Regions from separate parts of the Homo sapiens genome. Here region 2 is linked to region 1. Evidence: chromatin loops called from intact Hi-C (ENCODE). Cell type or tissue: endothelial cell of umbilical vein. All regions are shown on one strand. Each heading gives the region's core, and the rest is flanking DNA. Links, peaks and the distances in the headings are about the cores only. Region 1 overlaps KIDINS220 (kinase D interacting substrate 220). Region 2 has its middle 11 kb from the start of ID2.

The links. A loop is a pair of places that touch in the nucleus more often than their neighbours do. Peaks named below come from ENCODE experiments on the same cell type or tissue, not always from the same donor. Only the 100,000 strongest peaks of a DNase experiment are listed, where the experiment ranks them.
Region 2: it touches region 1 in a loop (15-fold over the local background); 31 of 110 quality-filtered maps call a loop at or near these places.

What each region holds. Positions count from the first base shown.
Region 1 is chr2:8,755,040-8,770,232 of GRCh38, reverse strand. The region is part of intron 22 of KIDINS220 (kinase D interacting substrate 220); the gene reads left to right. It also overlaps the pseudogene LOC100216337. Among named protein-coding and RNA genes, the nearest start is that of KIDINS220, 75 kb to the left of the region's middle. In endothelial cell of umbilical vein, for the core only: no CTCF peak of the experiment used is centred there; a DNase peak (open chromatin) is centred at 8,462.
Region 2 is chr2:8,685,213-8,700,405 of GRCh38, reverse strand. No RefSeq gene overlaps it. Among named protein-coding and RNA genes, the nearest start is that of ID2, 11 kb to the right of the region's middle. RefSeq lists silencers at 14,444-14,663, 14,684-14,743 and enhancers at 14,248-15,037, 15,038-15,193. In endothelial cell of umbilical vein, for the core only: a CTCF peak has its summit at 6,943 (motif pointing left); no DNase peak of the experiment used is centred there; H3K27me3 peaks cover 228 bases.

The DNA.
Region 1 (15,193 bases), core at 3,466-11,465:
GGGGACTTGCAGTGTTGCCCAGGCTGGTCTTAAACTCCTGGGCTCAAGCATTTCTCCTGTCTTGGCCTCCCAAAGTGCTGGGATTACAGGCGTGAAACACTGTGCCCAGCCTTAGTGTATAGTTTATATACACTTCTAAGATTTCAGATAACTTTTATTTCCTTAGAGTATTGTCAGTATATGGTTTTCCTATTTTTCTAGTTCCTATTTTTTATGTACACATTTAATGTTTTCTAAGTAAATAACTGGTTTTAGAATTATAGATGTTGTTGTATTAGTCCACAGATTTGAGCTCTTCTAGGTTTTGCTGTTTAATTTATATGAAAGTAGTTTAGTGGTTTAAACCTGTGTGCTGTATCAAGTAGGTGTTCCAGTAGATGCAGTGATGTATAATTACTGTCTGCCTATTGAGAAGTGGTACTGAATTGCATCTGGTCTTTGAGGTTTTACAAATCATCTTATTGTGAGATGCATGATTCGTTTTTCTCTTGGTTCTGTAGTACAATATTTTATTGTACATACAAGGTTTTATTTCGTGAATAAACGTTTGTATTATAATACAAGTGCTGTATAATTATGAACGTTTGCTAAGCGGTTAAAACTTAAGTTTTAAAAATATTTAAGTGCCTCGTAATAATTCATACCAATATAATGAGGTTTATTTTTCGCATGTTATATTTATACATAAAGCCCTATTTAATGTAAACAGGTAATCCCTTGACACTCTCATCTATCCTCAAGATTGTTGTTGTTATCATTTGTGTGTAAATAAAAATGTGTCATAAAAAAGAATAAGCCTTCGTTTAGGAACTGTGGAGTGATGTCTTAAGAAACAGTAGTGGAAGGAATTTGTGGCTGCTTTAGATTCTTAGACCCTGTCTGAATTGGTTTAGGAGTAGTATATTACTCCAGGAATGTATTTCTAGATTTCAAGAAATTTGTAAACTTGGGCACAGGAGAACTAGTTATCTCACATGGGTCCTTGCTTAAGGAGGTCGAGTCACTTAGTGTTACTGACCTCCTTCCTTCACGTCAGGTACTTTGCTAGGTGCCTTATGTATTCTTGCACTTTGGAAAGTGCAGAGGTGTTAGGTGGGGATAGAATGAGGGATGTGAACTTTGCTTTGCCATTAAACCAACTCATTACTTTAAACTTCGGCATTTGGCAGGCTTGCCATCTATGACTGGGCTGGATTTGGGGTGATTTTGAGATGCTTTTCTTCTCTTCCTGGTGAAATAGGTATATTTAAGTCTTAAATGCCTGCAACTACTTACAAAGAATATTTCGTAGCTAGTCTAAGGAAGAGAAAAAATATAGTAAGCAATCATTGATAATTCGTATGAATTGACTTAAAATAATTATATATAATAAGGATTTGGAATGAAAAACTATAGGAAGACACTTTGATTAACATATTGGAAAGCCAGATATTAAAGTATGTGAGAATAATCTAGATGATTATGTTTCTAGTTAACTGTAGTTGAGTTCTTTGATGCTATTGCTTGTCATTTGAATAAGAGAAAGTTTTATTTACAGCCGACAAAAAGCAGCAGTATGTAATTGATATTCATTTGTTGTACTAAAGAAATATGATTTGGTAAAAACAATCAGAAAATAGTATTTTTAACGCTAGTAGTAAAATTTATTTTTTTAATGCATAAAAAGCCTCGTTTATTTTTATAGCAATTTGATGACACATCTGCTGGCTTTATTCAGGTGAAAAAGAAAATGTTGGTTCTTGGTGTTTGGTGAAATTGTTAAATTATTTTCTAAATTGTTCAACTTTTAACAAATGACATTTGATACTAACACTGGAAAGCAATTTCAGCGAATTAAATAGACCCCTCTGTAAACCACGGGAACATTAAGATGACACACTGTTCATTCAAGATGGTTTTAATTGGTACAATTATTGTAATTTTCTTGCAATTATGTGTTGAGTTGAAAGCTTTTGTCTGGATCATTTGAGAGTTTTTTTTTTTTTTAACATACATTTAGTAAGAAAGGGAGTAAAATAAAAACTAAAAATTTTTTGTCTAGTTTTTATTGCAGCATTTTAGACAACCATTGAAATATTTTAATCTAAAACTTTATTTCTGGCATTTAAAGCAGAATGATAGTGGTTTTTAAAAAAATGAATTTAAGTAGTTTTCATGAAGATAGTGCTTTAAATTTCTGTTTTGACACTGCTCAGTCAATCTTTTACCCAGGCCATGATATGGTCAGAATAAGTTTGTGATAAGGATAACAACATTCTTTATTTTGGTACTTTATTTTGATGTTTAAAGAACAGTTGAATAAGTTCTAAGGGTGCTTCAGAATAGTAGCCATTTTCCATTTCATTGAAGTAGCAATTTGCTGTACAGACAATATGGACATCTAATTTATGACTTTAATAGACCTGTTATTTTTAAATTATTCAAGTAATGTTATTTCTATACATTATTTAGGACATTCTCATAATAAAACATCATATTTTATGATAACCTCTCCTGATATTCACCCAAAGCTTTCATAAGCTTCATTTTATCACATGTAGTCATCTCATACCTCTTGTAGCTCTCACTAACCTGCTTGCTCTCTCCATCATTTTCTGGGTGATGATCAGCTCTCCTTCCCTCTCTTCCCCGCCATCATTTGGCCTGGATTATTGCACAAGCTTGTTTCTTTTGCATGTGGACTTAAGTTATGAATGTGGATAGCATGAAAAATTTAACATTAGTTAGTTTAGAGGAAGTTGTTGCTTCACCTCCTTTGTAGTACAAAGTCCATCCTTTGTACTGATAATTTTTCTCTTTAGTTTTTGAGATACTAGCAATATTTATTCCAAAAACTGTTTAATGCATGCTATTTTGGTGTTTTTTATATATAGCTTAGAATCTTCATGAAATTCTTTGTTTTTGATATATGACTTATTTGTAGGTATTGGTGTTGTCATCATTCAAAATTTATTAAATTACTATCTTTTATATAATTATTGTTTCCATCTTTATTCTCAAAACACACTTGCTTTGACCGCAGAGGTTCAATATTTTATCCATATCTTTATCTTTTTAAAGATAAAGCCTGATCTAGTTATTTGTAAAATTACAAGATAATTCCCCATATAGGAGAGGAAACTAAGCAGGTTTTTACTGAAATAAAGATTGTGTCATCTATAATAGAAATCATGTTTTATCTGGACAGAAATAAATGACATTTGTATATTTGCCAAGTTCAGTGTGAAGAGTGAGCCTGCAAACCTTGTATAAATATAGCCATAATCAGATGTAATGTTGACCATTCAATGTGCATTTCTGGCTTTGCATTATTTTTATCCATGTCTTTGTGAAAATTGGACAATTGAGATTTCTAAAGATAAAGGTGAAGGGCATAATTTTTTAGCTTATTTTGATGTATCTTTAAATCATGCCTACTTTTGTTGTGTGGAGAAAACAATGAAATGCATTAAACTGACGTGTTTGGCTTTTTTTTAGTTTACCTATTTGTGTATTTTGCTACTTATTTATTTTGTTGTTGTTACTAGATTTCCAGCAACATCCAAAGATGTGAGAGAAATTAAGGGGAGAAAGCTTAAAATTCATTCATTTATTCAGAAAACAGTTATTGGACACCTATTATGGACCAGGCACAGTTCTGAGAGCTTGGGTGTATCCATGAACAAAACCAGCAAAGATCCCTGCCCCGAGGAGCTTGCAGTCTGTCAGAGAGTGATGGGTAATAAACAACATATATAATACATAATTAGCATGTTAAAGGCAGCAAGTGTGGTGGAAAGAATAAAAGGTAGAAGAGAGTTAAGGAGATGAAGAGTAGTGCAGGTTCTGCATTAAGTAAGGGGATCAGGATTGTCCTCATGGAGAAGGGAAGAGTTGAGGAAGGGTTGAAGGAGGCAAGACAGTTTTCCAGGCAGGTATCTGAGAAAGCATTTCCAGGCAGAGGGAACAGTTCCGGGCCAGAGAGCACCTGGAATCAATGTTGAAGGAACAGCAACAAGGGAGCTGATGTGGTGAGATGGGGTGCAGTGAAGCAAGTGAGTAGGAGGTCAGGTCGGGTCACCAGTGGGGTTCATGGACCCCTTTTGGAGGACCATGGTAAGGACTTTGGCTTTTACCCTGAGTAAGATGGGGATTCGTTGCAGGGTCTTGAAAAATGTGTGGCCATTACCCTGATGCTTCAGGGCCTATTTGCTGTATCAGTGCAGCTTGGCCTGAGTTAGGGAAGCCTGTTGATTCAAGGGAGCTTGTTTTGAGACTCTCACGGTGGGAAGGGAATAGGAATGAACCTGGGTGGAAAAATTAAGGTAAATGAAAAGTTCAGAAAGTAATTGGCTATCCCACAGTAAAGATGAAATGATTAATAGAGTCGGGCATGGTGGAGTACGCCTGTAATCCCAGCTACTCGGGAGGCTGAGGTAGGAGGATCACTTGAGCCTGGGAGTTGGAGGCTGCAGCGTGCCATGACTGTGCCTGTGAATAGCTACCACACTCCAGCCTGGGTGACTAGTGAAACCTTGTCTTTTAAAGATAATAAAAGTTGGGTTATAGAAATAGCACATTGTGGCATTTTCTATGTGAGCTAGGAAGTAAATAACCTCACCTACAGTCCTGTTGCAGGGTATTGAAAGAAAATTAGTTATTCTAAACATCTGCAAGAATTTATAAGACTAATTTCCCTTTGTGTCTCCCCTGTCGCAATACTTTCTTGTTTCTTAGGATCGTTTTATTCTTTATTTTTTAATGATGGATTTATAGCCAACTTTTTGTATCATTTAAAAAACTGCCTTCCTTCCTGTTTCTTGCCATGGTCTGGCTCTCTGATATACAAACCCCTGGTTGAGAGTGAATGAAAGGTGATTTTTGTGGCATTGAAGACTGCTAGGTGTAGGAAAGATATCATGGGCAGGAGAGCAACTAATGAGTTGCTTTTAGAATAATAATGATTTTGACTTATAGATAGTATAAAGTGCAAATGATGGTCTGTGCATATCAAATTGGGCTCTAAAGACAAAAGGATATAATTGGTCAAAACCTGTATTCAGGCACCAGGTTTCTGCTGGAGTTCGCAGTGTCCTCAGCCTGGCTCCGGCTCCTTCTCCCTCTTACTGTTTACTTTTCATGTGCTCTTCTCTTTGGCCCATCCCACCTCCTTCTTCTGGTCTCATCTTAAATATTACTGCCTTAGGAAGCCTTTTGTTACCAAGCCCCCCCATCCTTCGAGGCTTTATTAGATGAGTCCTTTATGTACTAGTGTGTTCTTTCATAACACTGGCCATAGTTACCTTCTTATACATATTTGCATTGCTATTTCTTTAATATTTGTCTCCTGAATGAGACTATACACTTCATGAACTGTAACTTTCTTAAACATTGCTGAATTTTTTTGCTTCTAGACAAGTGATCAGTATTTAGGCAGTAGTGGGTATTTCTGAAAGAATAAAGAAATCTGATGATAACTTTTGGATTGAGGAAGGCATGAATTGGGGAGGTGGTAGATGAGAAGCCTCACTTTATCTTGAAGAGAATACCGTCCATCCAGATACTTCATTCTTTAGGCTTAAATATGGGTAAAATGTTTCTTTTGTTATATACCAGTATATCCCTGGGCCGGACACATAGTAGCTTCTCAGTACACATTGACTGAATGATGACTGTATATTTCACCTAACACTTGGCGGCTTCTGCCTTATGTCAGGTGATGCTAAAATCACAGCAATGTTTTTGAAGGCATTCCCTGTAACTCTGAGTTCAGCTGCATTTCTAAGGTTTCTTACATTCATAATCCATTTATGAATGCCATGGTCTGGTGGAGTTGCTCTGTGTTTTTTAAAATTTTTATTTCAATAGCTTTTGGAGTACAAGTGGTTTTTTGTTGCATGGATGAATTATTTAGTGGTGTATTCTGAGATTTAGTGCACCCATTATCCAAGTAGTGTGGATTGTACCCAATATGTAGTTTTTTTTCCCTAGCCTTCCTCCCATCCTGTCCCTTCTGAGTCTCTAAAGTCTATTATTTTATTCTGTATGCCTTTGCTTACTCATAACTTGGCTCCCACTTATAAGTAAGAACATATGGTTGTTGGTTTTCCACTCTTGTTTTACTTCACTTAGAATAATGGCCTCAAGCTCCATCCAAGTTGCTGCAAAATATGTTATTTTGTTCCTTTTAATGGCTGAGTAGTATTCCATGGTGTATATAAACCACATTTTCTTTATCCACTCATTAGTCAGTGGGTACTTAGGTTGGTTCCACATCTTTGCAATTGTGAATTGTGCTGCTATAAACATATATGTGCAAGTGTCTTTTTCATATAATGACTCTTTTCCCTTTGGGTAGATACCTAGTGATGGGCTTGCTGGATCAAATGGTGGATCTGCATTTAGCTCTTTGAGGAAATCTCCATACTGTTTTCCATAGAGGTTGTACTAATTTACATTCTGGTGGAGTTGCTTTGGATTGACTACTTCTAGACAGGTTCCTCTCACTTCAGAGTCTTCTTAGAGACTCAGTTTCTTCTTAGAGACTTGTTGTCAGAATTGTTTTTAAAAGGCCATGTACTTAGATGACTCCAGTTCTGTTGTGCTAAACATTTTAATTGTGTTCATTTATTAAACAAATATTTATAGAATTTATTATATGCAGGGCACAGTCTAATAAAAGTAGTAGCTAATATATTATGTGAGCCCTCATTCTGTCCCATGCATTGGATTAAGCACTTTACCTAGCTTATCACATTTAATGCAGGTTGCATATCCCTAATCTGAAAATCTGAAATCTGAAATGCCCCCAAATCTGAAACTGAGTGCCGACGTGATGTTCAAAGGAAATGCTCACTGGAGCATTTGGGATTTTGGATTTTTGGATTAGGGATGCTCAGCTGGTACTGCCGAAACTCCCAAATCTGAAACACTTCTAGTCCCAAGCATTTCAGATAAGGAATACTCAACCTGTACTTCTAACCCTAAGAGGCAGAGAGCAGGAGTTACCTAAGACCTCACAGCTGTAACTGCGCTTCCCCAAGTCTGTTTCTTGGGGCCAGGAGCCTGTCCTCTGTAGCTGCCAGCTAGGCAGTGGGTCTGAGATACCAGAAATATAGAACTAAATATTTTAATTTCCAGATAGATTTTAACTTTTCATTGATATATCTATGAGTATTTAGAATAACTTATTAGGGTATCAATGGGAATGTTATAGCAGATAGAAATTTTTCTGCAGTGTTGAATTTATCTTTTCTGTTGAAAAACGCGAACAACTTAGCAACATATAAAATCTCAAATAAATGCTTTATTTAGTTCTAATTGTGTCTAGTAACTGTGCTAGGTTTTGTGTGGAAAGCTTTAAAAAATCACTTCTGATATTTAGCACTTAAACATCTGGTACATCTGTTTGTTTAAGCCTTTATACCATTTCTATGTCTACTATATGGCTATAATTTTTTTTAGGTAACTTTTTCAATAGGTTTTCTTTTCTTTTCTTCTTTTTTGTTTTTCTTTGAGATGGGGTCTCGCTCTGTCGCCCAGCCTGGAGTGCAGTGGCGCGATCTCGGCTCACTGCAAGCTCCGCCTCCTGGGTTCACGCCATTCTCCTGCCTCAGCCTCCTGAGTAACTGGGACTACAGGCGCCCACCACCATGCCCGGCTAATTTTTTTTGTATTTTTAATAGAGACGGGGTTTCACTGTGTTAGCCAGGATGGTCTCGATCTCCTGACCTCGTGATCTACCCGCCTCAGCCTCCCAAAGTGCTGGGATTACAGGCATGAGCCACCGTGCCCAGCCAATAGGTTTTCTTTTACTTTTGATTTTGAATGTATTTTCTCAGACTTTACTCTCATAATGCCATTTTCAGTGTTTAATGCAAACGTAGAATGAAGAAAAAATATTAAGTGTTCCAAAGTCATGTGTTTCTAACGTCAACATGAAAAACTCAGGTATATTAACCCAGATCTTCATTATCCAAAACCCTTATTGTACGAGTTATCTTAAAAGATTTAACATTGAAAAAGTATATAGAACATTCCAAAGTTCTACAGTGTTTGGAATTGTTGGAAACTAATACCAAAGACAATTTCTTGAAATATATGTTTTAATATGTAAGAAATACATGTTTAATATGTAAAAAAAATTATTACTTGTGCAGGTTTACAGTTTATTTTATAATATAGTAAGAGCATTATGTATAGTTATATTTTTCAAACAAGTCTGATTATTAAAGAATTCAATTTACCAAAAAAATTACATATGCCTTGACAGATCAAGTAGCCAACTTTTTCCAGAAGTTGATTTTTCCAGTAAAGGTTTGTGATTTCAGAATTTCAAATCAAAATATTTAAAGACTTTTTAAAATACAAGAATAAACAAAAGTGATTTGTAACAAAAATGCTAGCTAATTCAAATGCTAAGAAAATGTCTAGCTGCTGGTGTAAAACCATGCTGCAGAAGTGGCTCCTGTTAGCAATATTCAAAAAGTCCACAAGATGGGAGCATTTCACTACAAACATTATTAGCATGTTTGGCCAAAAATAAGATGTAATACATTTTGCTTTCCCCTTCCATAGAAAAACAAGTCAGAATTTAATGAAAGGTTGAATTTCCTTTTTTGTTGTTGTTAAAAAAAAAAATGGCTTCAGGACATTTTTCAGCACTGAGAATCACGATCCTAGGCAAATGAATGGGTATCTATTCATATGACATAGTTTTTAAGTGTTGTACTACTTTTGTCTCCTCAAATTAGTTTAAATTAACTTTTGGGAAAATAGTGGCTATGAAAAAAGAGGAGCATAAAGAAATCGATCTGCTTACAAATTTGCATTTAGATATAAAAATATTAAATCCTAAACATTGTAGAACTTCAGTTCTATACTTTTTAAACATTAAATCTTTTAAGAGAACTTGCATAATAAAGATTTTGCCTTAATCTGAAACATATTCATAGATCTACTTTGAGTTCAGAGCCTCCTTTCTCTATGCCTGTCATTCAGTTTTATTATCAAACATTTGCGTTCTATATATGATTAATGTAATACACTTTTAGATTTCTTAAAGACGACAATTGCATGGACAATTCATCACTTGGTAGCAACTTATGATATTGCTAGTGATGCCTAAAACAGCTATGAAAATTTGATCTCATGTACTTTTGTCGGAACATTTTAAAATATCAAGTATAAACTCTTGATGCCAAAAAGCAGGCTTTGCTTTTTAATGATAGACACTATTTTCACATGGAGTCAGTTATGAATTATTTTGCCTCTCTTACCACTTTACTAAAGTCTTCTCTCATTACCCTAGCTGAAAGTATTGCTTTGTCACCTGAATTACTAATATCTGATTACTTGCATGGTTGTAACTGGGTAAATATCATGCAGTAATACACTATTTTTTAGACTTGTACTCCCAGTGGAAGCCTGTCTCCAGATCTTATGCAAAAGTCCAATAAATGAAGCAGAATTAATACAAGTTTATTGATTCAAATTATAACATTTCCTAACAAATTCAGTTAGTGAGAAAAATGAGCTATTCTGAAGAATATTAAAATTGGAGAATTGTGGACAACTGTTACAATCCTAAATTGGTTTAAACATTTATTTATTTCTCTAATTAGTTTTGGGACTGTAACATTAAGAAAGTCCTAAATCATGAGTAGACAGAAATGTTACCGGTGTTTAAACTTTCTTTGTGATGACAGGATGTTTTCATTTAATCTGATCTAGAAACTTGAAAGATTGATTGGGAATATTGTTTTATAGGTGAATCACCAATAGTATCTTGGAGTTGTTCACATTTCTTATAATTATTTGAAGTGTTCTCTGCTTCTCTGACTAGGTGAAAGTCATGTCATGCAATTTTTAAATCATTTTTACAGTCTTTGCTCAGGCTTCTAGGCTGTTGTGTAGTGTACTGGTTTGCATAATTTTGTAAACAAAAAAGTGCTGATCTGGATTCTGAAAAAATGATGAAGGAAATTAAATATGTGCATGAAGATGGAGGAGAAGCTTTATTTCAGTCTGCAAAAAACTGAAACTAAAAGAAAAACCCAGGATGACTTATGAGCACAGCTTATTTGTTGATCTTCTTCAATTTGTTAAAATGTAATATGTAACAGCATTCTTTTCTATTATAGTTTTAAGGAGTTAAAAACGTGTAAGTCATTACCTGAGGGATTTTGAGCCATGTCTGTGGCTCCTGTTTGAACTGGTGCAGTGAGCAGTCAGCAGCTTTTGAAGCAGTCAGGAGCAGGTACCCGCTCTGCTGCTATGTCTGTGGTGGTGTTGCATCCATTGCTTACCTCTCTGAGCCTCAGTTTCCTCATGTTAAAAATGGAAATAATAAATACCTTATGGGATGCAGAGAGAGAAGTTAGATAAACTAGGTAAAGCACCTGCCTCAGAGAATGGCAGACAGTAGGTATTCAGCCACTTCGTTCTTCTTAAAATTCCCTCTCAATTCTTCATAACTTTTAAATATAGTTTCCCTGTTAGAGTTTATATAAGAAGAGGGATACAGAGCCCCTAAATGTACCTTCCTCAGAACATTCGACGTCGTAGACATGAATGAAGACAGTGCCTTACCAGTATTGTACTTGAACCTAGGCAGATACCCCTTTTGAGTTTTTATCTTTTACCCTCCCTGGTTGTTGATTGTTTTTTCATCCATCTAGTTGCCAGAATTGCAGCCTTAAAGCCAAAGAGAGTTTTTGTATATGATGACATTCTACTGAGTTTAAGGGTTTTTTTAATCCTTTAAATTACATGCGTACAAGTTTCCTTCCTTCATATAAAAACATAATCTTGGGCCCTGATGTTCTGGCCAAATAGGTCATCTTGGAGATATACACCCTCGGTGGGAAATAGTTTTTGTTTAATGTCGAGTAAACTCTTCTAGTAAGTGAAATAATAACTTTGTTTAGCTCTGCCAATGGTTTCCAGGGCAGCTTATACAAGTGCTTTTATGGTTTGCACTATTTAACCCTAATCACACCGTCCTTAAACACATAAGTCAAACACATTAGATACTTGCAAATGTCTTCTTTTAAACCAGAAATAGACAAACACACTTGAAGAAGGCATGCCATGATGATCTATTTGGCCTGCAGAATATATAAGCACTTCGTTGTTTCCTAGTGTAGTTACTCAATAAGATGCCTAAAATGCAAACTTACTTTTGTAGACCTTGAAAAGTGAGTGTCAGTGAGAACACCTGGCACTGTTCGCATTGTTGTCTTGAGAATATTCTGTGACCACCACACGAGCATAGATGCCTCTTTTCTCTTCTGGCAAGTTCTTTTCTCTGTTGAGAGTTGTTGTGTACTTAATGCAGTCTTCTGCATGTGGACAGCTTCAGCTCTTAGTACTTTTATTACTTTGGCTGTGGCAGACAAAGTGTCTACTTTCTGACCCCCTAAGCTAATGTTCTTTCCAACATGGTAGGAAAGGTGACTCATGGAATAGTTATGAAAATACTTTTACAAGAATATTAGGAATGATTAAAACTTATGGGATGCAGCAAAGGCAGTACTCAGAGGGAAATTTATGGCTGTAAATGCGTACATTAAAAAAAGAGAAAGATATTAAATTAACACCCTAACCTAACACCTCGAGGAGCTAGAAAAAGAAGAGCAAATTAAACTCCAAGCTAGCAGAAGGAAGGAAATAATAAAGGTTAGAGTGGAGAGACATAAAACAGAGAACAGAATAACAATAGAAAAAAAGCAATGAAACCAGAAGTATTTTCCTTGAAAATACCAGCAAATTGACAGATCCAGTGTGGAAGTCCAGGCTCAGAGGCAGATCCAAAGGCCAAGGTGAGCAGAGGTGCCTCGAGTTGGAGTTGCTGCTGAGACCAGGATCTGTTCCTGAGGATTGGTGAGGGTGAACAGGGCTTAATCATGGTAGATTTTTCTCAAGTATTTTTTCCAGTGTGTTTGGAACCTGGGAAGTGAGGATTTTAATTTGGGGATTACATAGACAGGAAAAACCACAATTTTATGCAGATTACAGGTTGGAAAAGTCATTACTAACATTCCTATCATCAGATTTAATGTTGAGACGGCAACTTATAAAAGCCATACAGGGCTGGGCGCAGTGGCTCACGCCTGTAATCCCAGTACTTTAGCAGGCCGATGCAGGCAGATCACCTGAGGTCAGGAGTTCGAGACCAGCCTGGCCAGCATGGTGAAACCTCGTCTCTACTAAAAATACAAAAATTAGCCAGGCGTGGTGGCTGGTGCCTGCACTCCCAGCTACTCAGGAGGCTGAGGCAGGAGAATTGCTTGATCCCAGGAGGCAGGGGTTGCAGTGAGCCGAGATTGCACCACTGCACTCCAGCCTGGGCAACAAGAGTGAAACTCCATCTTAAAAACAAAACCAACAAAGAAAACATACAGAATTCCAAGTCCAGGATTTAGGAGGACAGAGCCATACTGAAGATGTTATTATTCAAACACAGATGCTGTGGAGCAGACAGTTGTGACCGAGACCGAATTGGCATTTCCAAGTCAGTGTTAGTTGCCATGTTGATGGAGAGCTGAGAAAAGCCATTTTAATGGCATTTGCAAATAAGCAGGACATGGAACAGGCCATGACTCCCTCAGAGATGCACATTCACTTGGGTTATCTGCCTCGAAGGACTGAAAATGGCAAATATTCAAAACTTCAGCAACCAGAGGTACTGGCCTTCATGAGACAACGGAATGGGTAGTTGAAACATTAAAGAGCAAACAACAGTACAGTCACTTCTGCTCCTCTGAAATGAAGACGGCCTCACATATCCCTTTGGAAACAATCAAGTGTGCTTCTCATGACTAAAGGTTAAAGCTGTAAGACTGTTGGCATTTACTGAACTGACTGTGACATTAGTAATAAATATAAAAAATAGATATTTAGTTGAAAGGGTAATTCATCTTGATTGAGCCAATTGTGTTCTATGTTGTAGGACATGCTGCTTCCCTGCTTTCTTAATGTTAAGTACACATTCCATTTGTATGGGATTTTTATTCAAATAGTCCTATTAAAGTATGCACTTTTGTTGGGAAAAAACAAACCCTATTTTTTGAACTAATGGTTGCATCTTGTTTGTATAAACACTAGTAAATATCTTAACTCTTTTTTTTTTCCTAAAATGAATTTGCAAAGATTGGACTAAATAGAATAGACTAGGAAATAGTGTGGGTAGCATAGTCTTCATTTTCTTAATTGATCACTTTATATTAAGCTGTTTTGTTTAAAAGCTTTTGGATGTAGGCCTGACATTGAGATCATCATTTTAGTGGTTAACTTTACTGACTTATCTGCAGCTAACATCGTACTCCGTGGTGAAAGACTGAAATTATCCCTCCTAAGTTAAAAGAACAAGACAAGGATGCCTGCTGCTATGTACGAATGTTTGTGTCCTGCCAAAATTTTCGTGTTGAAGCCCAAACCCCCAGTATGATATTATTTAGAGTTGGTGCCTTTGGTAATTAGGTTTAGATGAGGTCATGAGGGTGGAATCCTCGTATGGGATTAGTGCCCTCCTAAGAAGAAACCAGAGAGCTTCTCTCTCTCTCTCTGTAGTGTCCTTGATGTCAGGACCTAGGAAGAAGATCATTTGCAAACCAAAAAGAAGGCCCTTACCAGAACCTGACCATCTGGCACTTTGATCTCTGACTTCCAGCCTCCAGAACTTCAAGAAATAAATGTCTGCTATTTAAGCCACCCAGCCTATGGTATTCTGTTATAGCAGCCTGAGTTAACTAAGATACCCACTTTCACCACTGCTATTCAACATTGCACTAGAAGCTGTAGCCATTGCAATTGGACAGGCAAAATAAATAAAAGAATCCAGATTGGATGATTCTTCTATATATAGAAAAATCCCAAAGAGCCCACAGAAAGCTATTAGAGCTAATTAATCAGCAAAGTTTGCAGGATACAGATCAACACACAAAAATCAGTTGTGTTTCTGTACACCTTCAGTGAACAGTCTGAAAGGAAATTAAGAAGGCAGTTCATTTTACAGTAGCATCTAAAAGAATAAAATATTTCAGAATAACTTTAACCAAGAAAGTTAAAGACTTGTACACTGACAACTTAAAAAAATTGCTAAAAGAATTTAAAGAAGATCTAAATAAGTGGGAAGACATCCTGTGCTCATGGGTAGGAAGACTAAATATTAGGATGTCAATACTACCTGAAGTGATCTACAGATTCAATATTATACCTATCAAAATTCCAGTAGCCTTGTTTTGCAGAAACAGGAAACTGATCCTTCAGTTCATATGCAATTGCAAGACACCTCAAATAACCAAGCAACCTTGAAAAAGAAGAACAAAGTTGGAGGACTGACACCTCTCAATTTCAGACATACTACAAAGCTACAGTAATCAAAACAATGTGTCACAGGCATGAGGATGGACATATAGAGCAATAGAATATAATTGAGAATCAAGAAAAACCCATACATCTATGTCCAGTTGGGTTTTGGCAAGGATGCCAAGTCCATTTGATGGGGGAAAGGACAGACTCTTCAACAAGTGGGGCTGGGATAACTAGATTTCCACATGCAAAAGAATGAAGTTGGACCCCTACCCCACACCATGTACAAAATTGACTCCAGATGGATCAACCTATGCTTTCCCAAGCACAAGGTTTTGTCAGTATCAGAAAGGACAATTAAGGTGAAAATTATTCTATTTTAAAGGGGTAGAGTTCTTGAGGAAGAACACCTTTGTGTGCATGTGTAGTTTATTCCTTCTACAAATATTTATTGGACAACAGTGTTGCGACAGTATTCTGTGCAGGCCACTGGAGATACAGTGGTGGAAAAAACTAAACTTGTTCCCAGTTTTAATGGAATTTCCAGTCTAGATTGGGAGATAAACATTAAGAAAGTAATTCCACTAGTGCAGAATTATGATACATATTATGCAAGAAAGTATATATGCTCTGGGGGCTTGTAATGAAGGAACATAAGTTGGTCTCCAGGATGCTCTCTGAGGAGGGGGAAATTGCACCGAGCACAAAGGATGGGTAGGAATTAACAGGGTGAAGATGGAAGGGTGTAGCCAGCTCCTGAGGTATCCAGGGCTTTTGCCTTTTCACAGATGGCAGTGGGTGTATAAATGGACTCCATTTTTTCTTTGTTTCTGACTTTTTGGCTGCAATGCCAAGTGGCTGTTTTCTGTCTGTGTGTTCTGTCTGTCTCCCAGAATCTCCA
Region 2 (15,193 bases), core at 3,904-11,903, 70 kb after region 1:
AGGTGTTTCAATCAGCTGGGATAATACTTGGAAAAAGTAAAAGGCTCTAATGAGTTATGATATCCACAATATGTGGTCACTTAATATTGCTAGTTTCTTGGGTTAAAAAAACCAAGTTAATTGTGATCTAGTAGATAAGTTTGAAATATCTTGGCTATAACTAAAAAAGACACATATAAACCATTGACATCTAGACATTTCAGCAGCTGGAGGGAATGCCAGCATAATTCCTAAATCGAGAGTTTTAGTGACAAAGCAAGATATGCCTGGAGGAGTTGCATGGCCAAAATTATCTCTGCCATTTCCACCAAATGTTTCTGCAGAGCATTTAAAATGGTGTCTGCAGTAGGAAGTTAGCCATTTCTTAAAGAGGCATTTCCTACTTGTGAGACCTACGGGATATAGCACTTGCTCGTGATTATGGGGTGTCTAGGCGGATTTCCATCAGCAGTGAAGGAATCCAGGACATCCGGCCTGGTCCTGATTCCATTCCATTCCATAGCCCGACGTTTTTCATAAAAATACCTGTGGTGGCCAGCCTCCAAGATGGCCTCCCTGTCTCCTGCTGTTCACAGCCCACACCCTACATACCACGGTTGGTCTGTGTGACCAACAGTGATGGCAGGTCACTTAACTTCTAAGATTAGGTTATAAAAGAGTACAGTTTGGGCACAGTGGCTCATGCCTGTAATCCCAGCACTTTGGGAGACTGAATTGGGAGGATCGCTTGAGCCCAGGAATTCAAGACCAGCCTGGGCAACATGGTGAGACCTTGTCTCCACAAAAAAGTTTAAAACTTAGCCAGGCCGGGAAGTTGAGGCTGCAGTGAGCTGTGATTGTACCACTGCATTCTGTCAAGGGCGACAGAGTGAGACCCTGTCTCAAAAAAAAAAAAAGGTGGATGAACTATAAAGAAAAAAAAAGTGCTTTGCTTTCAACACACACACACACACACACACACACACACACACACACACACACACACACCCAGGCATGTTTCCTCAGGGAAGCTGCATGAATCAACTCTATTGTGGTCTGTGGACTGGAATATAAGCATGGGCTTGTAGCACAGGTGAGTCTGGAAAGACTGAGCCCAGATTCACCTGGACCTCTAAGGCCTAGAACACTCACGTGAGAATCTCAGCTAGCTACTGTGCCAGCCGTTATGTGTCTGAAGCAAGGTCAAAACCAAACTCAGGATGAATCACCCATGGTCCACATTCTTGCAGCACAGTCTTTACTCCTGCGTGGCACACACGCTGACTTGCACGGTGCTCAGTTGTGGTGGCACCTCTCCCCGCACCTGAGCTCCTTATGCTCATCTTACACCAGCACCCGGGGTGCACAGTGTTTGCTGGGCTCCAGGACTCATTCGAATGTCACCTCAGGTCATGGCAAAAATCTCAGGTGGGCTGTGCGGCTAGAATTTGGATGGAAAGGGCCTTGAGGAGTGAATTGGAGCTTGAGCTTCCATCTCGTGCAGGAAGTTCTTCCTCTGCAGCATCCCTGATGCAGGACCCTGTGGCCCCTCCTGGAGCCTGTCTAGGGCAGGAACTCAGTGCTCATGAAGGTCTGATCCAGTCCAGTGCATTTATTCACACACTCAACACATGTATTGCCTGCTTACCATGTGCCAGGCACTGTGCTAGACCCTGGGATACGGCAGCCTGTTAGGCAGACCAAACTGCTGTCACCTGTTAACCCCAGTCAGGCATGGAACTTCATTGCTGTGGCCCATCTGTGTCCCCCAACACTCATGTGTTGAAAATTTAATCCCCAGTGAAGCAGTGTTGAGAGGTGGGACTTTTAAGAGCTGATTAGGTCATGGGGACTCTGTTGTTATTTGGGAGGAAGCTTAGTGGAGGGTGGGTTTGTTATCCAAGCAAGTTTGACTTGAATTCACTCTCTCTTGCTCTCCTACTGTATAAGCCCATTCTCACATTGCTATAAAGAACTACCTGAGACTGGGTAATTTATAAAGAAAAGATGTTTAATTGGCACATGGTTCCACAGAAAGCTTGGCTGGGGAGGCCTCAGGAAGCTTATAATTACGGCAGGAGGTGAAGGGGAAGCCGGCACATCCTATATGGCTGGAGCAGGAGGAAGAGAGCGAAGGGGGAGGTGCTACACACTTTTACACAACCAGATCTTGTGAGAACTCACTATCACAAGAACAGCAAGGAGGAAATCCACCCCCATGACCCAATCACCTCCCACCTGACCCCTCCTCCAACAGTGAGGATTACAATTGAACATGAGATTTGGGTGGGGACACAGATCCAAACTATATCATCCACCTTCTGCATGGGAGGACACAACCCTTACCAGATGCTGGTGCCATGCTGTCGAATTTCCCAGCCTCCAGAACCATAAGTCAAATAAATTTCTGTTCATTATAAATTACCCCATCTGTGGTATTCTCTTATAGCAACATAAAGTGGACAAGATGCTCATTATGAATGCTTAATTTGGGAGAGGAACATCTTCTGTAGTTGAGGGAACTCCCAGCTTCCGTGCTTCCTCGTGGCAGTGGAAGATAGCCCATCACATTCCTGATCCTCACTTTAAAAAGTGGCAGGTCCTCAGGCCACCCACCTCGGAACCTACAATGCCTGAGGCATTGGGAACTGCCCACCCTTCCTCTAAAGTAAGCCCCAAAGTGTCACAATCTGCAGAAACATTCAGGACTTAAGAGACACACTGCACTGTGTATGGATGTCAGGCCAGGTCTTTCCCATTACTCAGGGATCTTCATGAGAACTGGCTGTGAGAAACCACTTCCAATGTCCTCACTGACTGTGCAGGCTTGGTTGCATTTCCCTATGAGCAGGGGCAGTCATATGCATTCATTCTCAGGAAGAACACAGCCTGCATTAGTTTTCTGTCACTGCCATTATAAATCACCACAAACTGAGCAGCTTAGAATGACACAAATTTAGTGTCTTACAGTTCTGTAGATCGGGAGCCTGACACAGGTCTCGCAGGGTGTGGGTAGGGCTGTGCTCCTCCTGGAGGCTCTAGGAGAGAACTTGTTTCCTTGCCTTTTCCGGCTTCTAGAGGCCGCCTCCCTCTATCTACAAAGCCAGCAGTGTTGCAGTCTCTGACCCTTCCTCTGTGGCCTGCTCTAATTATGGACGAAAAAGGTCCTCTGTTTTTAAAGACTCCTGTGATTAGACTCAGCCTGCCTGATAATCCAAGAGAATCTCCCCAACCCAAATCTATGCCCTTAGTCTCGGTTGCAAAGTCCCTTTGTCATGTGAGGGGAACACATCAGGAGGTTCTGCAGATGAAGCCATGGACATCTTTGGGAGGATACTTCTGCCCGCCACACATGATTGTTTTCCTACCTCTCTCACTTGTCTCTGCAGCTTCACTGCTCAGGTTTTACTCCAGAATCCAATTTACTCCTAAATCAAAATTCAGGAAGTTTGTAAAGGATCACTTTCCCTGCACGGCATGGCCGGCTTTGCTCCTGTATGTCCTGCGAGCCCATGCTGGTCTCCCTCCTCTTCTATCACTATTGTGTTGCCTCCTCAGGCTTCTGCCCCTGAAGTTCCCATCTTTTCCTTGTCCAATGATCAGCCAGATGCCAGAGCCGCTCACTGGGCTCTGCCCCTCCAGCTCAGTGCTTTGATGCCACTCACCTGGCGTTGTGTGTTTCGCTGTGTCCTCCACTCCCAGTGGTTCCATTGAGGCAATTCTTGCTTCCTGCCATGTAATCATGGGTTTCAAGGCTGAGAACTTACATTCTCTCTCTCAATGTAGCACGGGGCACATAAATCCCTGATATTTGCTTTACTTTTTGACTGACTAACCAAAAAAATGATGAGAAGAGGACAAAAGACCTGGGGTGGAGATTCCGAGGACCAGGAATCAGGTTATGTAGGGGCTGCCTTAATGTTCGTTCCTCATTCAGTCGATCAGTGCTTGTGGTTAATTTTAGTACAAAAAATATTGGTTGATTATAAAATAATGCAGGTTAAATAACTTTTTTTTTTTTTTGAGACAGGGTCTCACTTTATCACACAGACTGGAGTACAGTGGCACGATCATGGCTCACTGCAGGCTCAAGTGATCCTCCCATCTCAGCCTCCCAAGTAGCTAGGACTACAGGCATGCCACCATGCCTGGCTTTTTTTTTTTTTTTTTTTAAATAGAGATAGGGTCTCATTTTGTTGTCCAGGCTGGTCTCCAACTCTTGGGCTCAAGTGATTCTCCTGCCTTGGCCTCTCAAAGTGCTGGGATTACAGGTGTGAACCACTGTGCCCAGCCAGGAATTTTTAGTAAACATTAAAATGGAAAAAAATCACCCACAGTCACAGCAAAGGGACCACTATTAGTTTTTCTTTCTTTCTTTTTTTTTTTCGAGACAGAGTTTTGTTGTTGTTGCCCAGGCTGGAGTGCAATGGTGCGATCTTCGCTCACCGCACCCTCTGCCTCCCAGGTTCAAGCGATTCTCCTGCCTCAGCCTCCTGAGTAGCTGGGATTACAGGCATGCGTCACTATGCCCGGCTGATTTTGTATTTTTAGTAGAGATGGGGTTTCTCCATGTTGGTCAGGCTGGTCTCAAACTCCTGACCTCAGGTGATCCGCCCACCTTGGCCTCCCAAAGTGCTGAGATCACAGGCATGAGCCACCGCGCCTGGCCACTGTTAGTTTTTAAAAATGTTTTCCTCCAGTCATATCTTGCTCCTACCCACATGTGCCCTCGCTGTATTATACACAGAAAAAAAGTGTGCATTTATTTAACAAAAACAGACCATTTCATGGGTAATTAATGAAATGAAAGGTGGAATAATGTATAAGAGAGTGCTATTGCAAGATATTTTAAAACTGAAAATGTGTATTTTGCAAAGGGAAAAAGTTCTGAGAAAGAGAAAATTGAATTATTTTTGAGTCCCTAGGATGACAACAGAAATGTGTGGTCAGGCCGGGCGCAGGGGGTCACGCCTGGAATCCCAGCACTTTGGGAGGCGGAGGCGGGTAGATCACCTGAGGTCAGGAGTTCAAGACCAGCCTGGCCAACGTGGCGAAACCATGTTAGCCGGGTGTGGTGCCGCGTGCCTATAATCCCAGCTACTCGGGAGGCTGAGACAGGAGAATTGCTTGAACCCAGGAGTCAGAGGTTGCAGTGAGCCGAGATAGTGCCATTGCACTCTAGCCTGGGTGACACAGAAAGACTCTGTCTCAAAAAAAAAAAAAAAAAAAGAAAGAAAGAAATGTGTGGTCAATGAGACATTCAACTTTGGGGTACATTGCAACGTGGTCATGATGACAGTTCTAAAATCCTAAGAGAAATAATCCAAATCAAGTATGGAAACAAATTAGCCTAATACGCTGAGTTTGTGCAAACAATACTTACCTTCAGTTTAGGAATGTGGTCTGCTTTGCAACAGCTTCTAAGAGTTGTGAAGTATGGCTTTTTTCTTCCTTTCCTCCCAGAAACTGCCCATATGATTGCTTAGTGAGTCAGTCCTCTGGGGAATGTCTTCATTTTACTCAGCCCTTTTGATATAGCGCTCCATAAAAAAGCAGCAGGGACAACCCGTCCCTCTATAACAAACGGGGTAAGCACTGGCGGAGGTACCTCTGATGCACACCATTCTATTCGTTTCCTTAGTTATAATATTTAGGTTGGTGCAAAATTATTTGCGGCGTTTGCCATTAAAAGTGATGGCAAAAACCACAAATAATTTTGCACCAACTTAATAATTACTACGAATAATTTCCGTTGCTGCAAAGCGATTGTGATAAAACAGGTTGTGATTAAAATTTTATAATGTGAAGTTTGGGTGCCGTGATTTTGACAACTTTATCTTGACACAGTATTATTAAATCAATAATAATAACAACAAATGTGTAACCTATAAACGAGAAACATTAAAAGAAATGTGGCTGCTAAATAGTTTGGTTCCATCACTCTCCTGCGCAAAGCTCTCCAAGGTCCCAGTTTACACAAAGTAAAGGCCAAAGCTCTTAGCGCGGCCTGTGAGGCTGGGTGTGATGGGCCTCCCCCATCCTGTCCGTTCTCCTCTCCTCGCACTGGGCCCCTGGCTGCCTTGCTCCGGCCCACTGTCCCCCACCATGCCCCACCGCTCCCCCACCACCCACCGCTCTCCCCCAGCCCTCTCCCCCACCAGCCCCCATCCCCCCACCTCCCCCCAACAGCTCTCCCCCACCCCCGTACCATCCCCCACCGTCCCACCACCCCCCAGCCCCCTCCCCTGCCCCCCATCAGCCCCCACCACTTCCCACCAGCCCTCCCCCACTCCCCGCCAGCCCCCACTGCCCCCACCGCCCCCCATCAGCCCCCCACCAGCTCCCAGCCCCCTCCACCCCCTCCCCGTCACCACTCCCACCGCCCCTCACTGCCTTCAGGTGGGACTTCCCTGGATGGCTGCTGCCGCCGGGCCTTTGCACGGGCCGCACCCACTGCCCGATTCCCCTTCCCGCAGATTCTGCGTGTTCGGCTGCTCCTGTTGTCCACGGTGCTCTCATGGAGCCTGGGGTACCAGTCAGGGCCCCGTCAGGAGACAGAAACCCCCCGAGCTCTCAGAGAGAGAGTAAGCTTGCTAACTAGCTAGAATGTGTTAACTGGGGAGCTGAACAGACAGCACTCCAAGCTGTCACCGAGGCAGTGCCGCAGGCAGCATGCCCCCCAGGATGAGGGAGCAGAGGGGAAAGGCGGGAGTGACTGAAGCTCAGAAGCTGGAGGAGGGTCCCTGTGCCTGGGACGTAGAGCCTCTATGCAGGGGCCGCAGGCTCAGGGACGGGGGCCATCAGGCTGGTCCTCTGAGTGTGGGGAAAAGCGCGGTCTGGATTCAGGCGCAGCCACAGGGAGGCCAGGGTGAAGAAGTGCTGGGCGGGGCTGCTGGGACCCCCAGGTGGACGGGAAGTCCCCGGGAAGCACACGGGCTGCGGCCGCTCCCATCCTCCCGCCGCCCCGCTGCGGCTGCTCTCTCACGCCCCCAACTGGCCATGCTAACCCGGAGTCGGCTGAGCTCTGCAGGGTCCCGGCGACCGGAGGTTGAGGACAGAAGACAACACCTTCATACTTCATAACTGGTCACCTAGGTTCTGTCTCCTCTTTTTCCCTGCTTTATTTGTCTTCGAATGCATATGAGACACACTCATGGTCTGTCTCCCATTGCTGGAATGCAAGTTCCACAGGGGCAGGGATCCCGGCTGTTTCATCCCAGTGTCGGCAGCACCTAGAGCCACGCCTGGCGTAGTCCCATGCATGTTTGCCGAATAAATTAATACATCAGTGTAACTCCATCGACACGTCAGAGACTTTCAGTGGCAAGAGGTGTCCCCGTTTTTGCAGGAGCAGCTCGCTAGGGTGGATGTTTTGTTCCTGTAGACAATAGATGATACAACAAAAATAATTAGCAGGAAGAGTCCTGCTTTTTACCCCTTGGCCTGTGTGAGCTGGCATTGCCCTGCAGCAAACGCGGTTTGCAGGGAGAGCACTCAAGGGCGTCTACTTGTTTGGGGATGATTCTCTAAAAGTCATTGTCAGGTACAAAGCCAGGACTTGACAAACTTGTCCAAAAATTTCCTTCCCAGTCAAGATATTTTTAGATTGAATCAACTTAACTGGTTTGGATTAAATTTAAACTTGAAATTTTCACTCTTTAAAATATTTTACTTCAGGCAATTAAAGTTTCAGTTGACATTTTTTAGAAGTCTTTTTTTTTTCCTCCCCTGGGAGGCTTTGGCGAACTCTGGTAAAATTACAACATTAAGAATGGCCTTGTCCTTTTCTCTGCCTAACTTGCTTCCATAGGATTTTTGAAACATCAAATATTGAAGAATTGTGTGCTTAAGAACTTTCTCTCAGAACTGATGAAACTTATTTAGAGCTTATTTAGAAGATTATGTTTGTAAAATAAAACTTACAGCGTTGTCCCTAGGTGGAGAATTAACTTAAAACTAAGACCACATTCCAAGAAGTGGCATAATCATATACGTGGAAGTACACACGCCATTCTACTTATAATGGCAGCAGGCAGAAGAGGAAGGGAAGCCAGGACGTTCCTAGGCTTCGGCCACTTTTCTTTGCTGCCAAATGCTAAGATCCATGCTAGGCGCCCCTGTCATAGCCATGCAGCGTCTCAGTAGGAGTGAAAGTAGTTCAGAGCCAGAAGGGCGGAGAGTTCAATTGCTGTCTCAGTCAAGGTCAATCTTGAGGAAGTGAATGAGGGTGCCAAGCAGTGTGTCAGGAGGCCAGGGCCTTTTCAGAGAGTTGGGCAGTGGGGGCATCTCTGTGCTCCAGTAGATAGAGGACTGGGTTATTTTTCTAACTTACTTATCACAAACATTCCCAAACATATGCAAAAGGAGTGAACGGAGGACACCTATGTGCCTGTCACTCAGTGGTGACAGCGGCAGCATTTCACTATATCTGGCTCATCCAGCCCTACTCCCTTTTTCTTTTTCTGGAGGATTTTAAAGCAAATATTATATATTATGTCATTTATCCTTACAAACTTCAGTATGCATCTCAAAAATACCAATTTCACACCTAAGGAAACAAAATCTTCACTATTATATAATACCCACCCCTCACTCAAATTTCCCCAGCAATCTAAAAAAAAAAAAAAAAAAAAAAAAAAAGTCCCTTTAGAGTTTCAGGATCCAGACAAAGCCCATCCGTTGCATGTGGTGGTGGTATTTTAAGTGTTTTCGGTGCTTGGCCTCTGCTTCTTCGTCATCGGCTTGTTGGAAAGGTTGGGCCAGTTGTCCAAGGATGCCCTGTTCCGGGTTTGTCTGAACACTTCCTGCGATCCCATTTCACTTGCTCTCTCCTGTTTCCCATTGACAAGAAGTTAGGTCTCAGGGATTGATGTTACCCCAGATTGAATTTTTACTCTTCTTTTCCCTAAGAATACTTCACAGGAAGTGTCGCTGGCGTCGATCATGTCCCATCGGGAGGCACCTCATGGCCAGTTGATTGGTTTTCTAGAGATTGATCAGTCGGTTCAGGTGATCATTTCTTTATTAACAGCCTGATTATTCTATTACAAAATTTCTCATCAACCTTACAATGTATGAGTTTACTAAACTTTGAAGATCATGGTCTAAATCAATTACTACTTTAGTTACCACATTACAGTGACTACACTCATCTTTAGGGATTCAACATGGTGACTCTCTAACTCTTGCAATCGTGGTTATCTGAAATCCAGCTCGTACTGGAAAGGCAGGAAAATGCTTAATTATTTCTCTTTAATTCTCCATTTTTAGAATGTGCTGGTGCCCTAGAAACCTCCATTGGTATCCAAAGCGTTTTTGCTTTATTTTTGTCTCCTCTTTATTTTTAGTCTTACTTCCTGTCCTAGATCGGGAATCAGCCATTTCTCCAAAAAACTCTGGTTCCTTTTAGTGGTGAGTGGTACTTGATCGTACAAACTGGTGTAAGCGGGTGCTTATTATCACCTGGTTGTCATTGCTTCTGGCATTTTCAGTGGAAAGCTATAAAAATATATTTTTAAAAAGAAACATGCATTTAAATTGATATTTTCAGTTCAAATGTAAGATTTCAGAGCTTTTACTTCTTGAACGTTATGCTGATGTTTCATTTCTCTTACATTGAAAATCTTGGTTCCTAATGACATTAGTATAATTACTTCTTTGCTTATCCTACAATATACATATAATAGTTCAAAAATAACAATACCAATATTATTACTAGCGATGTGGCTACTAAAGGAAGTTTATGATTTCTTTGCAGTTCTTTTTGTCCTTAGAATAGATCCACTGGGAATGTACAGTGAAACTGTCGAAGGTCAGTTGGGGTCATTTTTCCTCTGTGTGCGTATGTTACTAACTTGAGACGTAATTAGGTCCATTTGTTGTCATTTTTTTCTACTTACATATTGTTTTTTAAATGTAATTTGTAAAAAGTATTTACATATCTCAGTCAAAACTATATGACAATATACATTCAGAAATACCACATTTAATACAATATAATTGTAAAAATGGAGAATTAAAGAGAAATAATTAAGCATTTTCCTGACTTTTCAGTATGAGCTGGATTTCAGATAACCATAATTGAAACAGTTAGAAAGTCACGGAGTCTTTCTCTGTTGCCCAGGCTGGAGTGCAATGGTGCGATCTCAGCTCACTGCAACCTCTGCCTCCTGGGTTCAAGTGATTCTCCTGTCTCAGCCTTCCTAGTAGCTGAGATTACAGGCTCACACTGCCATGCCCGGGGGCTAATTTTTTTTTGTATTTTATTAGAGACACGGTTTTACCGTGTTGCCCAGGCTGCTCTTGAACTCCTGAGCTCAGGCAATCCACCCACCTCAGTCTCCCAACGTGTTAGGATTACAGGTGTGAGCCACCACGCCTGGCCACCATGCTGCAATTTCTAATGATGAATGTATTCACTGTAATGTGATAACTAAAGGAGTAGTCGATTTAGACAATGATCGTCAAAGTTTAGTAAACCCATTAAGTGAAAGATTGACACGGAATATACATTCAGAAATACTACACTCCCTTTCTAACATTGCTTCCTCCACTCTATTCTAGCCTCTCCCATCAATAACCATTTTTATTAATTTTAGTTTTTTCTTCCATTTCATTTCTCTGAAAATATAAACAAATATGAATCTATGTGTTACTATTACACCTTCCTTCTCATACAAAAGCTAGCACACCATATACACTGTTCTGTATTAGGCATTCTTCACCTGACGCTTTGTCCTGGAAAGCCCATGTCAGTATATAAAGATCTCCTCTTTGCGTTACATCACCATGTATTAGTATACTAGAGCTTTTCCAAACAGTCCCAAATTTGGGTTGTTTCTAGTCATTTGCTATTAAAAGCAATGCCAAATCTATTAACCTGGTGCATACAGTATTACATATTTTTGCAATGTAACTTTGGGATAGATTTCTAGGAGGGAGAAAGCTGGGTTAAAGAGTAAATGCATATGCAATTTTGCTAGATATCACCACATTCCTCTTTATAGGGGTCAGAGTATTTTATCATCAACAATATACAAGATTGTTTCCCTCACAGTCTTGTCAACAGAGTATATTGTCAAACTTTTGGATTTGTGCCCATTTGTTGGGTGAGAATTGTTATATAGTTTTTCATTTGCACTTGTCTTATTATGGGTGAAATTGGCCATCTTTTTGTATGCTTACAGGCTGTTGATTACTTTATCTGTGAACTCTATTGCTACTGTTTTCCTATTTCTAATTGTGTTGGATTTTTTCATCTTAATTTTTAAAACATGTATATGTGGGCTGGGTGCAGTGACTCAAACCTGTAATTCCAGCATTTTGGGAGGCCAAGGCAGGAGGAATGCTTGAGCCCAGGAGTTTGAGACCACCTGGGTAACATGGTGAAATCCTGTCTCTACAAAAAAAAAATAGAAAAAATTAGCCAGGCGTGGTGGTGCACACCTGTAGTCCCAGCTACTTAGGAGGCTGAGGTGAGAGGATCAACTGAGCCCAGGGAGGCTGAGGCTGCAGTGAGCTGTGATCAATGCCACTGCACTCCAGCCTGGGTGACAGAGAGACCCTGTCTGAAACCAAACAAAACATGTATATGTGCAGAATATTAGCTTGACTAAAAGCCTTTAAGAGAAGATATATCTAACATTCAAGTTGCTTGAACGTTTACTGTGACAGATTCCCTTCTACTGCCACAACCAGTTGATACAGTCTGCCATACTTGTTGGAACTTCTCTCTCTATCCTTTCTGTCTCTTACCTTGAGTTCATATTTATCTTATCTTTATCTCTCTGTGCTCATTCTGGGTAATTTTTTCAGGTTCATCTCCCAGTTCATTAATTCTCTCTCCAGTAGTTTTTAATCTGGGTTTTAACATTTTCATTGAGTTTTCACTTTCAATAACTATATGTAAGCACTTTGATGTTGTTCGTTTTCAAATCTGCCTATTCTTTTATATATAATACTGTATATTGTGATTTTTTATGTTCTTGCTTAATTTTTAAATTTCTTTAATCATCTTAGTTGTGCTTACTTTATAGCCATTTTAGATCTTTTGTTTCTAATCTTTCTCTTCATTTTAGCTACTGATTCTCTCATGGTAAATTGTTTTCAGTGTTTTTAAAATTTTTGAATTATAAACTGACTTTCACCCAACCGTGAAAATGTGAGAATTCTGTGTAGTCTGTATTGAGAAATTTTCTCTCCAGAGAAGAAGCTTTGCATGTGCCACTTCCAAGCACTCCAGGGGTATCACCAGCCAGAAACCCATTTTTGTGTTAATTTCTCAGCATCAAAATTTCTCAAACCAAGTGGGTAGTACATATTTGAATCTCCATTGCCCATAAGGGCATGTTTATGGGTAAAAATTTTCGGAGGAGATTTTCATTTCCCTCTTGAGCTCAGGTTCACACACAAGCTTCCTTATGATCTTCCTGAGCTAATGAGTATTATTTTTTTCTAATCAATAACCGACATTTCAGGCCTTCCAGGATCCTGGGTGGTAGTATCAGTTTCAATGCCCTGCTTCACAGGGTTGTAAAAACTTGTCTGTAATTCCTGTTTGGCCAATGCCCTAGTTTACTGGGATTGGTGCCCTCACTCAGGACTGCCACAAATGTGTGCATGCTCTTCCCACTGTCCTTCTGTTGCATCTTCCTTCAGGGCCTCTGGAAAATCTCCTTCCTTCCTTACAGTCTCAGGCGGTGCTCCTCATAATGCCTACTTTAGTCAGCAATAAACAAAACACATGTTGTTGAGCTTCTCAACTTATGCTGCCTCTGACTCAAATTATCTTTAATTAAATTAATTAATTAATTAGTTTTCTGAGACAGGGTCTCGCTCTGTCACTCAGGCTGCAGTGCAGTGGCACAATCATGCAGCCTTGACCTCCTGGGCTCAAGAGATCCTCCCACCTCAGCCTCCTGAGTAGCTGGGACTACAGGCGTGCACTACCACACCCAACTAACTTTTGTATTTTTAGTAGAGATGGGGTTTTGCCATGTTGCCCAGGCTGGTCTTGAACTCCAGGGCTCAAGCGATGCACCCACCTTGGCCTCCCAAAGTGCTGGGATTACAGGCGTGAGCCACTGCCCCTGGTCTTCAAAGTATCTTTATGATGAAATAGAAAAACATCCAACACCTTTTCTGGATCAGCATCCAGAAAGACACTCAAAGTCTGAAACCCCTTTTCCGGTAGCAAAATGCATCAAAAATTGGAAGGATGTATGGGGTGTCAAGCTGAAGGGGATTGGGATGGCTCTGCACCTGCCCTGCAGAGAGCCGCACAAATTATTAGCTGTGGATTTTAAAAGCTCTATAAAGCAGCTCCTTATTGACAAGAATATTATTTTCTATTAGAGTCTACATCTTCACCCTCTACTTGAAAGTCCTTTTTATGTTCCTGAAAAAGCGCTGGACTGAGTTCGTCTGCCCACTGCCTGGTTGTGTGCTGTTGGCTACTCAATGCTCACCTCTGAAATAGACAGACTACACGTTAGCCGACCTTCAGGGATGCACTCATGGCTTTGAACGCTAAAATTAAATGTAAACTGACCTGTACATTTATTGCTTGAGGTTAGTATGATCTTGATTCAAAAACCAGTTACAGACAACACAAGAAAGTAAATCACAGTTCCATTTCATTTTCAAAAATAAAATATTGGCTAACAGAATCCACGGTGGATATAAAAAGTAATAATATATGATGTTCACGTAGGAGTTATTTCAGAAATGCATGGCTAGTTCAGTATCAGAAATATCAGTGTAATCCACCAGACAAAAATAATATCAGTAAATGCAGTCAAAAGTATTTTACCAATTGACTCACGAATTATGATTTAAAATTCTCAAAAAAAAAAAAAAAAAAAAACCCCTTCCAACAAGCCTAGCAATTGAAAGGCTCTTCCAAAAATTGAGAAACAGTATCTATTACAACAGAAGCCTACAGTCACATCCTACTAAATGGAAGAAATGTGATCGATTCTCATTAGGATTTGGAATAAGAAAAGGAGGCCGACTCCCACCTCCCACTGCTTTAACTAACACTGGCGTTCTTGGTTAATAGTTATTAAGCAGTTCAGAAAAATTAAAACAAAATTTAACAAAACATCCAGGAAAGAGAAGGGAAAGCATTCTGGCTTTCATGTGACTTCACAATTCATTTATCCCCACAATCCAAGCATAGTCTCTTTGAGACTAGGATCCTGTCTGATCTTTTTAAAAATCTCTGGGACAGCACCTAGCATAGAGGTTGGCAGCAACTACTAATTTGCAAAAGGGGATCCTGTCTATGCTATGCAGTAGCAAAGATTACATGAGATCCACACGTGGAAACGGCTGTACACATGCTGGAGCAGCACTCATTTGGAAAGGCCGCACTCCCTGGCGTTTTCTCCCGGGACCTCCTCCACCCCACGGATTGCTCCTCGGGTTCCCAGTGCCCGGGCCCCAGGCCCACCAGGCCCCGCGCGAGAGCCGCCGTCCTCGTGTCGGCCAGCAGGTGGCGCCCGGGCTCCACGGCCGGAGTCGGGCAGCGCGGCTGGCGCCGCGGGAAGTCGCCTCCGAGAGGGGCTGCTGCGCCTCGGCTGCGGCTCCAGGGGTCCCGGGGCCAACGTCGCCAGCGGTGCCCGGCAGGGGCTCGAAAGGGCCCGGGCCGCCCCACAGTCCCGCCCGCACTGCTTCCGTCCGGGGACGCTCCCCAGGGCCGTCCGAGCGGACTACGCGCGGGTCCCCGTGGCTGGGGGGCGAGCGTGCGGCCGGCGTCTGCGCCTCTCCCGGAGGCGAGGCGGGGGTCGGGTTGGGACCAGAGCGCGCTTCCCTCCCCGCCGCGCAGAGGTCGGCCGGGGCCGCGGCTGGCGACAGGTGGCGGGGACCTGGGGGCCAGGTCCGCGGGTAGCCTGCGACGGGGAAGACGCCCCTACGGCCCTCAGGGCTTCCTCCGGGTATGATGATCAACCACACGACCGCCCCGCGCTGGCCCCGGCAGAGCCCAGTCCCCGGCGCGGGTCCGCAGGGCGATCCGGGCGGCCGCGGCTCCACGGCCCCCGCCCTCCTCCAGCGCCAGCGCCCGCGGGGAGCGATCGGGGGTCAGGGCGGGGAGACGCGCGGACTCCTCGGTGGCGCCGCCCGAACACCTGTTCCGCCCCAGGTGAGCTGCTGCCCCGCCCGGATCCCTTCCTCCCCCGGTTCGCGTCCACCTGGGACCCGCCTTCCAGAGCCT